Linked DNA regions of Homo sapiens: region 2 is linked to region 1. Evidence: chromatin loops called from intact Hi-C (ENCODE). Cell type or tissue: dorsolateral prefrontal cortex. All regions are shown on one strand. Links, peaks and the distances in the headings refer to the core of each region. The heading gives the core; the rest is flanking DNA. Region 1 overlaps TSPAN5 (tetraspanin 5). Region 2 overlaps TSPAN5 (tetraspanin 5).

What was found. Peaks named below come from ENCODE experiments on the same cell type or tissue, not always from the same donor. Only the 100,000 strongest peaks of a DNase experiment are listed, where the experiment ranks them.
Region 2: a loop joins it to region 1, with 4 times the contacts of the local background. A loop is called at or near these places in 8 of 110 quality-filtered maps.

The regions. Positions count from the first base shown.
Region 1 is chr4:98,555,347-98,560,735 of GRCh38, forward strand. The region is part of intron 1 of TSPAN5 (tetraspanin 5); the gene reads right to left. Among named protein-coding and RNA genes, the nearest start is that of TSPAN5, 100 kb to the right of the region's middle. In dorsolateral prefrontal cortex, for the core only: no CTCF peak of the experiment used is centred there; no DNase peak of the experiment used is centred there; H3K4me3 peaks cover 432 bases; H3K27ac peaks cover 4,768 bases.
Region 2 is chr4:98,470,255-98,475,643 of GRCh38, forward strand. It overlaps TSPAN5 (tetraspanin 5), which reads right to left. Exons shown (of 8, transcript NM_005723.4): 8 at 113-2,333. The coding sequence ends at 2,268. Among named protein-coding and RNA genes, the nearest start is that of TSPAN5, 190 kb to the right of the region's middle. In dorsolateral prefrontal cortex, for the core only: no CTCF peak of the experiment used is centred there; no DNase peak of the experiment used is centred there; H3K27ac peaks cover 904 bases.

The DNA.
Region 1 (5,389 bases), core at 118-5,117:
TTGCATCTCTTTCTTCTCTCCTTTATAAAGACAGGGTACTCCTACCCTAAGGGTTTGTTTGAGATGATAACTCAGTAAAGTCTTTTCTGGCCACCTTTGCGAATTTATTCCCCCCTCATATTACTAACCACACTTCCTGAAATTATTCCTTCTAATTATATCTGTAGTTGTTTTTCAGCTGTCTCCCCTAGTAGGCTGTATGCATCATGAGAATGGAGACCATGTCCATCTTATCCACTTGTGTTTCCCCAGCACAGTGCCTTGAATACAGAAGGTATTAAAAAAAATTGGCTGTATGAATGATATTTCCCAACCCCTTAAGTTTTCAGGTATTATGCTAAAAGGGTAAATATAGAAATAAGTAAACAAGTAGTTAAAAATTAAAAATTAGCTTGAATACAAATTTTCAGACTGCTTTCATGTGCCTTGCTTTACCCACAACCAGCGGTAGCAGCTTCATGGCACTAATGACAAAACAATAAACCAACAGCTCCTCAGTAATCTGACCTACCCTGTTAAACAAAAAGGATCCACCACACTGTTAGGATATCCTTAGCAAAAGCAAAGCTACTAATTCATTCTTTTCTCCTCCCTGCAAAAAGACTGAAAAATCACTCCACACACGCGCGCGCACACACACGTGCGTGCGCACACACACACGTGCACAGCACACACCCCCACACACACAGCACCCCCACACACACACACACACACACACAGGTAGGAATGGCTCTTCAGCACTGAACTGGCATCTTCACCTACTACCCAAACCACTGGGACTTCACAATCCTTACACACTGTCTTGGCCCCAGATGCAGAGACATTTTATGCCAAATCTGTGGGTGGAAAAGTCAATTCCATCCTTCCTGTAGAAGGATACACAGATGATTGTTATACAACTTTAGGATGACCCATGCTTTCCTGTCTCAGGAAGCTCCCAGAGACTCCCTAACTGCATCTCATTCACCCACGTGGTGGGTTTCAAACTTGCTCTGATGATAAAGCACTGGGAAGCAGAGCTGCCTATTGAGGAAAAATATGAAACACTGAGATACTTTGCTTCTTTTTATGAACGAGGAATAATTTTTCTGGCAGAAATGGCAGTATATGAATGCCATCTAAAACCATAGCTTATACGTACCTGGCAGGGGAGATTATTTCAACCCTAAGAAAGAATAAAAAAACACCATACCCTAAACTTGCGTGTTCTCAATAAAATAATAGAGTTATTAAACTAACTGGTTGTGTCCAAATTTTTCTGTTAACATTCTTTTACTACTTATTCATTCATTTTCACTAATACTCACCAAAAGAGATGTGGTAGCAAATGCCAAACACTTATGAAATGTTGACAGGAGAAAAACATGAAACTGAAAAAGTTTCTATTAGCCCATTTTATTTTCCTTCTGTGGATTGAGATAGGCCATTATTCATTTTTAGCAGTGGGGACTACTGGGCTGGGTCTTTTGAAGTCCAATTATTATCATTCTTTGCCAAAGATAAGGAAAATAGACTTCTATATTTTGAAGAAGTTTCTAATTCTCACCAAGTTTATACTCATCAAAAAGTGAAATGATTATTTCAAAATAAATTTGTTAAAAATTATACCAATATTTTGAAAGAGCCAAGAAGCCAAATGACCCTTATTACCACATTGTATTATAATGTGCATAAATGTTAAACATGAAGTAGTTTAAACATTGACTAAACAGAAAATCTGGAATCATATACTCTTATTGAGAGCAACAAAGTCAAAGCCAATTATGAGACACCAAAGGATGTCTTTGATAGTAACACTTTAAAAATAAAGATAATAAAATAGTACATTTTATCATACTAGCGTTTTTATTTTTCTAAACAGAATACACACTGTATAGTAACATATAAAATACAAATAGGTCTGTGGTCTCCAAAAATGACACTAAATCAACTGAAGCAGAAGAAAATGCACAAATGGTATTAAATCATGACACAGAAAAAGAGAGGGTAGCATCTGGCACTTCTGGCGTGCTACTAAGAACACACTCGGGGAGGAATACAAATTCTACAGTCTCTGAACTAGGCAGGGTGGCTGCAATTTGGGAAGCTGTTTTTTTCCCTTAGGTAGAATAAAATGTTCATCAGACCACATTTGTAAGTATTCACTCAATAATGAATACAACAGTAACCATTTTAACATCCAAGTAGTTTTTAAAATCACACACTTAGAAATACAACTGAGAATTCCAAATAATTTATGTAAATATTCTGCCCACAACTGGGAAGGGCAAAATTCCCCATTCCTTATGCAAGGGCTGTACGTAGTGGCCTCCTTCCAAAGGAGGTGGGCCGAGTCACTTTACAGTGGAGAAATCTGGCAGCGGATTGCATCGGCCACGTGATCAAGATTATGTTGACATGATCACATCAGTGATAAGTCATGTTGACAGGATGTACCCCTGATACAACAAAAATGGCACTTAACCTCTGTGGGTCTTCCCCTAGTCTAATCATGAGAAAAACAACAGACAAATCTGAGGAACATTCCACAAAATACCTAAACACTATTCCTCAAAACTGTCAAGATCATCAAAAACAAAAAGGTCTACGAAACTGTCACAGCCAAGAGGTGCCTAAGAAACCATGAACAACGTAATGTAGTGCCCAGGGTGAGATCCTGGAACAGAAAAGGACATTAGGTAAAACCTAAGGAAGTCTGAATAAGGTACAAACTTTAGTTAATAATAATATATCAATATTGGCTCATTAGTTGTAACAAATGCAGTATATTAACATGTAAGGTGTTAGAAATACTTGTTCCCCGGTGACGCAAAGAAACAGCACTCGAACATAAATTTAATCATCTTAGCAAGGCCATTTTTATTAAATGTATGTTCGAATGCTCATACATTTATTTCTCTGCAGCACCAGGGAACAAGCATTTCTAACATAAGGTGTTAGTAACAGGGGAAAATGGGTGCACAGTAAATGGAAACTGTACTATCTTTGCAACTTTCCTGTAAATATAAAACTCTTCCAAGTCTCACACTGTCCCCCTGGATCTCAATCTGCTGGCTAAGTAAATCCATACTGAATTTAGAACAGAGATTATTAGGCAAAAAGTTTTTAAAGTTGCAGCGAAGGGAGGGTAAACGGCTTGTGCACCGCTGCTAGCTAATATCCACAGCTTCCCCAGGGACTTTAATGTGGTGGCACTTGAAGAGATTGGTTTGCCAATCGATGGGCTGCTTTTGAGGCTCTTGATTAACATATGTAGAGTTCCAAAGTGCCTTGAAAGCTTTCTATTATCTCAGCACTCCAAATGCAGTTTCTAAATGCTGATATTCAGTTTCAGCTTTTTCCAGTTTCTTCTTCAGCCTTCCACATTCATGATCACCTGTTCACCCTTAGCGAGCCTCAGAGCAGAGTGGAGTTGCTTGAAACCCATGTGGGCAAGCTGACCTACTGTGGATAGGCCAGAGTCTAACTGAGGGACAGCAAGATTTTCAGATGGTCTTTAGACAACAAATTGAAAATGGTAATTCCTTTTCTTTAGCAGCAGGGCATAACCTGTGAATGTCTTCTTGTTTAATCTCCCAGCACTCTATGATGTAGGTCCTGTAAATGCCCTCACTTAAATAACAAAGACACAGAATAAGCCAGAAGAAATAACTCCCTTCAGAGTGGCAGAGCAGAATCCTAACCCATGCCTCTTTGCCTAAAACCTGTACTGTCTCTGGCTTGCATGTTCCCTTCCATGAATATAATGCAGTAAAACACCGTGGGAAACAAGCCTTTCAAGAATTCAAACAGTATTACTAGACAGTAACGACACTAAGACAATTTCCCTCCCATGTTTTCTACAGCAAAAAGGAATCACTATTCTGGTAAAAATTTCCATCAGGCTGGGATCTTCCTTTCCAGTATTTCAAATTTGGAAATCATAAAAAATAACTTTAAACACAATACAAATGGCTAAACATGACCGGATATTCAACATGAATATTACTGTCATAACAGGGTAATGGGGTGATATAATGACGGGGAAAAGTTAGTATCTTTATTTATCTCTGTCTTTTTGCAGAAAGGAAGGAAAATTTATAAATCTGAGTAAGAAGAGTATAATAAAGAAATGGTTAAGTAGGAGTTCACAAGAGGGTTTAAGCCTTTCTATGTGCTAAAATATGACATACACACTCTATTTTCTTGAACACTATTTTAAGGCAACTTTTTTATTATCATTAGTTACTGATTTTCCTTGAATTACTTTAATAACCACTATTGGAAATACTCCATAACATAAGTAGGCTCGAAAAGCTTTTCTGCATTTGCAAAAACTGTAACCATAGACAAGCCATAGCCCCTGTATCTTCAGACAGAATCTGAACATTTTTAGCCCCTGTATCTTCAGACAGAGTCTCAACATCCAGGTGCTCCTCTAAATTAAAGCTTAATTTTCACAATTGGTAGAAAGCAGAAATTTGAGTCAACCAGCTGTTAACAGCCCACAGAAAACCAGCAAGCAGACTTAGTTATTTTTTCCTTAAGTGTAGAATAAATTGACTGACTGTATTGAGCTGTTTTTGTGTTTCCCCCTCCAGAGATGTCACTTCCCTGAAGAATTTCCACCAACATATAACCAATCCTTTCAAAAAACAGGCGTTCTCTTAAAATTAATTCTTATCATTTTCTAATCCACAACATCTTAAAGTGGAAAATGTAATTTTTCTAAGCAGAAGTATATTTTGTTTGTCTCCAAGTAGATTCTAAATTCCAATCAGATTTAGTCCAAATGCCACTTAATGACTTTGTGTTCCAACCCAGATAACAAGACAAGCTGCTAACTTACCATTTGGTGACAAATACCTCTTTCTTCAAGTTTCCCCCACTGGTGTTATTATTAGCAATGAAGAGAGTGGCTCATAAGCAGACTTTTTCAAAAGCTAAAGCAGAGCAGGGTAAATTTTCATCCCTCATGTTTTCCCCATAATCTGTAAAATATTTCACTTAGATTATCATGATTTTCTAAAACTTTAATATATTTACTACAGGGAGATTTTCTAAATATGCTGTTAATTAGTTTGTTCATTCCACAAACATATTTAATTGCTTCTAAATGCTAAGCACAGAGAAATAAAATTGAATGAGATTGAAGAGACTAATATCTTCAATTGAGGGAGGCAGGGGGCGTGTTTTCCTTGTTTAGGACGTGCCTCCAAGGCCTGTCTAGCATGAGGCTCCGCTCAGCAAATATTCACTGAAATGTGAACAACAAAGCTCTGCCTTCAGGATGTGGATAATCCTTGAAGACAAGTGCCAGGCACTCTTCTAGATTCTGTAGATAGAACAATGAGCAAAACAAATGCTGTGCCATCATGACACTTACATTCCTGTGCAGGGGAGCACAATA
Region 2 (5,389 bases), core at 70-5,069, 85 kb before region 1:
TGTGTTTTAACAAGTCCTCCCAGTGATTCTGACACCTGCTAAAGTTTGAGAACCACTGGATTCGAAAATTTCACAATTTCAAGAAAGAAGTAATGAAGAAAGACACACCATGTAAGGTAGAACCAAGTTTATTAATGACAGCCTTTATTACAATCACTCTCAAGTGTAAAAAATAAAGGGTGATTAATTAATATTTAAAACTCACTCGGACTTGCTGTTTGGCCTTTCAGTGGATGTGCCAAAGGGCAGGGATCTTGCCTGATTCTGAATCAATTGGCCAGATGGAGTTCACTGGAGAATGAGGCAATCAACAAAAAAGACAAATGATGCCAACTGGAGAGAGCTCGTGTCTTCTCCATGTTGGAAGGACATTACAAAATGGCAACTGTGGTGGGGGCAGAGATGAAGTAAGACAACCTTACAGTCGGAGTAAGATGTGAATACCTCTACCTATACAGAGACAAAAACACACACATGCAGAGCCATACACACACCCAAACAGTGAACACAGTTTTGAAAATAATTTCCTTTTTGTCCTTTCTCTGAGCAGACTGACACATTCATCGGCCACCACCATGCACCATGGGGCTGAAATGGAAAACCTCGCTTAATTTCCACAAAGTATTCTAGCTGGCTGCCCAGTTATGTGCTGGCAAATCTGTCCGCACCGAAAAATGTGCCTGTGGTTTTCCCAGAGTTCCACAGACTGATATCTGCTCCCCAGGAGGGCAACATCCGGTGGACACCAGCTGGATTAAAATCTAGAGGGCAAAACTCGTCCCTCCCACCTAAAGTGGGGGCAGGAGCGGCAGCACCAGGAAGTGGTTTCCCACTTTGTGTTACAGAGTACTTGCCCCAGTTCAACGCATTCCCCTCCAAAGTATTTGTGCTTTGATACCATCCTGATGGTTAGTCTGCAATAAGAGAACTGAAGGAGCTATGGCCATGCACTATTTTCTTTTTTTAATAAAAGCAAACTAAAACTGGAGGAAGAAAAAGAAACCATTAGAAGCTTTTGACTGGGTCAATGTTGTTTCCAAATTGGGTTTAATTCCATTCAAAGAGAAAGAAGGGGAGGGTGCAGAAAAGGCCACTCAGATCGACTCTGGAAGAGATCATCAAGACCAGGGAAGCATTTGGATGGTACAGCTGGTCTCTTCCCAGCCAGACTGGGAGGACATGCCACAACCTCCCAAGGCTGTGAACCTAGGAAATAAGTGCTGACCAAATAACATATTTCAATGTTTGTAGAAAAGCTGGCAGGAAAGGGAGATGATGGATTCAGATTCACAGGTCATGCAGATTAAGACTTAATCAAAAATTAATGCTTGAGCTGAGTAAGAAAACACTAAAATTTAAGTGGAACTGTATCATAGCTTTCACCTTTGGAAGACGAAAAACAACAAACATACAAAACAAAATGACCCAGAATATTCCAGAGTTTCCAAAAATCCAACTGCTAATTTTGGCAGGGTGAGAAGAAGGGGATATTTAACTGATACCTCTTCATTAACCTCATTTTCTCCTTGAATTTCACTGATAAACAAAGCTCAGGTCTACTTAGAAAAACGATCAGTCCTGCTAAAATACAGCCTCATGACGTCTTCCAATGCCCTTGCTCGGTGCACATGAAATACACAACTTCTCTTATAAGGAGACTTTCCAGGATAGACCAAGTGTGCTCGCCCAAGTGACTTGCTGAATACCATCACAAAATCTGAACCCAAAGATGAGTTGTTTTCTTCTTCAGATGAGAGTTGCAAGTGTTTCCTAAAATGTACATGGAGGGATGCCCACAAACCACTGCCCTCCCAGGTGAGGGGCTGAGTCTTTGAGGAGATGCACTCCTTCAGGCCATGGAACAGAAAGAAGGTGGTCCGTCCAAGGTGTGGTGAAGAGCAAAGCTGCCTCTCCCAGCCCTCCAATTACGGAAGATGAGGACAAGAATGTATTTTCTGCACATTCAAGTACATCTGGGTCCCCTACCCTCCCTTTTTTTCTTTTTTGGTAAGCATCTAACTGTCCATAAATTCATGGCTACAGTAGAGATTCACGGCGCAACGACTTTCATACTGGTTATTTTTTTTTTTAATTCTGTCAGTGAGCAGCATTTCCCAGTTTTACACTCCCCTAATGGCAGCTCCATTAGGCGAGACTGCAGGCTGCATCTGTGATTAGGTCCATGCAGCTCGAAGATCAGTTCGGCACGCGGGAGGGTCCCGAAAGCTGGGTCTGTCCAGTGTCTTGCAGCAGCGGTTGCAGGGGGTCTACCAGCTCGCCCTGACAGCTTCGATATCGCTAACCAAATTCTGGGCCAGGCATATCCCAAATATCTGAGAAAGGAAGAAAATGTGAGTGAAACAGTGACACTTGTAACTTGTTTCCCTGGCCACTGTGTCCCATTTTTTTAAATCATTGATTTTTGAAATTTAAGATGTAATTCATATGTGGTAAAAAGCATCCTTGAAATGTGTATAATTCAGGGGCTTTTAGTATATTCACAAAGCTATGCAACTATCACCACTATCTAATCACAGAACATTTCATTACCCCAAAAAGAAACCCTGTACCTGTGAGCAGTCATTCCCATCCCACCATCCCTACAGACCTAGCAACCACTAATCTACTTCCTGCCTCTGTGGATTTGCCTCTTCTGGACATTTCATATCAAGGGAATCATATAATATGGGGCTTTTGTGGCTGTCTTTTTCATGTAGCAAAATATTTTCAAGGTTCATATACATGTGCTATTAATTTATTCCTTTTGATGGTTGAATGATATTCCATGGCATGGATATGCCCCATTTTGTTTATCTACTCCTCAGTTGATGTGTATTTGCATTGCTCTCACATTTTGGCAATTATGAATAATTCTGCTATGAACATGAGCATACAAGTTTTTGGGTAAACACTTTCTCAATTCTTTTGGGTACTCCTCTAGGAGTAGAATTGCTGACTCATATGGTAGCACTATATTTAACTTTTGAGAAACTGCTAAATTGTTTCCCAAAGAGGTTGCAACATTTTCATTTCCATTAGCAACATATGAGGGTTTCGTTTTCTCCACATCCTTGCCGATACTTGTTATTGTCTGTCTTTTTTATTCTAACCGCTTTAACGAGTATGAAATATGTGGCTTTGAATTGCATTTCCTTAATGACTACTGACGTTGGCATCTTTTCATGTGCTTATTAGCCATTTTTTTTTTTTTTTTTTGAGACGGAGTCTCGCTCTGTCGCCCAGGCCGGACTGCGGACTGCAGTGGCGCAATCTCGGCTCACTGCAAGCTCCGCTTCCCGGGTTCACGCCATTCTCCTGCCTCAGCCTCCCGAGTAGCTGGGACTACAGGCGCCCGCCACCGCGCCCGGCTAATTTTTTGTATTTTTAGTAGAGACGGGGTTTCACCTTGTTAGCCAGGATGGTCTCGATCTCCTGACCTCATGATCCACCCGCCTCGGCCTTTATTAGCAATTTTAATCTTTAGAGAAATGTCTGTTCAGATCCTCTGCCCGTATTTTTGTTTGTTTGTTTGTTTTTTAATAATTTAAGGGACTGGGTTTTGCTCTGTTGCCCAGGCTGGAGTACAGTGGCGTGATCATAGCTCAGTGCAGGCTCCTGCCTCTGCTTCCCAAGCAGCTGGGATTACAGGGACAAGTCACCATGCCTGGCTGCCCATTTTTAAGTTGTTTGTCTTTTTATTGTTGACTTTTTAAAGTTCTTTATTTTTCTAGATACTAGGAGTTATCTTTTCACTGTCTTGATGGTATCATTTTCAGCACAGTTTTAAATTTTGAAGTCCAATTTATTTACATTTGTTTCATTGCTTATGCTTTTGATGTCATATCTAAGAAGACACTGCTTAATCCAAAGTCACAAATATTTATGCCTATGTTTTCTTCTGGAGTTCTATAGCATTAGCTCTTATATTTAGGTCTTTGCTTTATTTTGAGTTAATTTTTACATATGGTGTGAGTTAGTCTAAATTCATTATTTTGCATATCTAGTTTTCCCAGTACCATTTGTTGAAATGACTGCTCTTTCCCTATTGAATGGTTTTGGTTCCCTTGTCAAAAATCAACTGACCATATACGTACGAGCTTATTTCATCTTCTTTTTTGAGATAGGATCTTGCTCTGTCACCCAGGCTGGAGTGCAATGGCATGATCTCAGCTCACTGCAACCTCCCAGGCTCAAGTGATCCTCCCTCCTCAGCCCCCCAAGTAGCTGGGACCACAGGCATGCGCCATCATGCCCAGCTAACTTTTGTATATTTTGTAGAGACAGGGTTTTGTCATGTTGCCCAGGCTGTTTTGAAACTCCTGAGCTCAAGTGATCCACCTGACTCAGCCTCCCAAAGTTCTGGAATTACAGGCATGAGCCACTGCACCCGGCCTTATTTCTTCTTTTTAATCATATATATTTTTTTCTTATTTTTTTGAGACAAGGTCTTGCTCTGTCACCCAGGTTAGAGTGCAGTTGCATAATCACGACTCACTGCAGCTTCAACCTTCTGGGCTCAAGCAATCCTCCCACTTCAGCCTGCTGAGTAGCTAGGACCACAGGCATGTGCCATTACATTTGGCTAATTTTTTTATTTTTACTTTTTGTAGAGACAAGGACTTGCTATGTTGCTCAGGCTGGTCTTGAACTCCTGGGCTCAAGCCATCCTCCTGCCTTGGTCTCTCAAAGTGCTGGGATTACATCCATGAGCTACCACACCTGGCCTGGTTTTATTTCTTGATTTTTCAATTTTATTCCACTTCTCTATATGGCTAATCTTACTCAAGTACACACTATGTTGATTACTATATAGCTTTGTACTAAGTTTTGAACTGGGTAGTGTGAATTCTCCAACTTTGTTTTACTTTTGCAAATTTGTTTTGGCTATTATGGGTCCCTTGCTTTTCCATATGAATTTTAGGATCAGCTTGTCCATTTTTGCTAAAAAGGTGGTTACAATTTTGATAGGGATTACACTGAATCTGTAGATCAACTTGATGAGTGTTGTTACCTTAATAATATGAAGTTTTGCAATTGTGAACACAGGATATCTTTATATTTACTTAGGTCTTCTTTAATTTGTTTCAACTATGTGCTCTTTGGAAAGTATCACACCAACAACATGAAGAGTCCAGCTCTTAAGACTGGCCAGGAGGAAAAGTGGGTGCTCCCTTCCTTCACTAGCACTTTGGCAAGGTAGTTTAGGGAGAGAAAGGGGTATGACATCTCTGTGAAACTTCCCAAAACCTTAACGTCACCACTGAGATCTACTTCTAACTATGCATGTTTGACTCAGTTGCCACAATGCAGTATTTTTGAGCCCATGTAAACGATGGAATGCCAGTAGGCAACCACTATCTAATTAATGTCTCCATCTTAGAAAAAGACA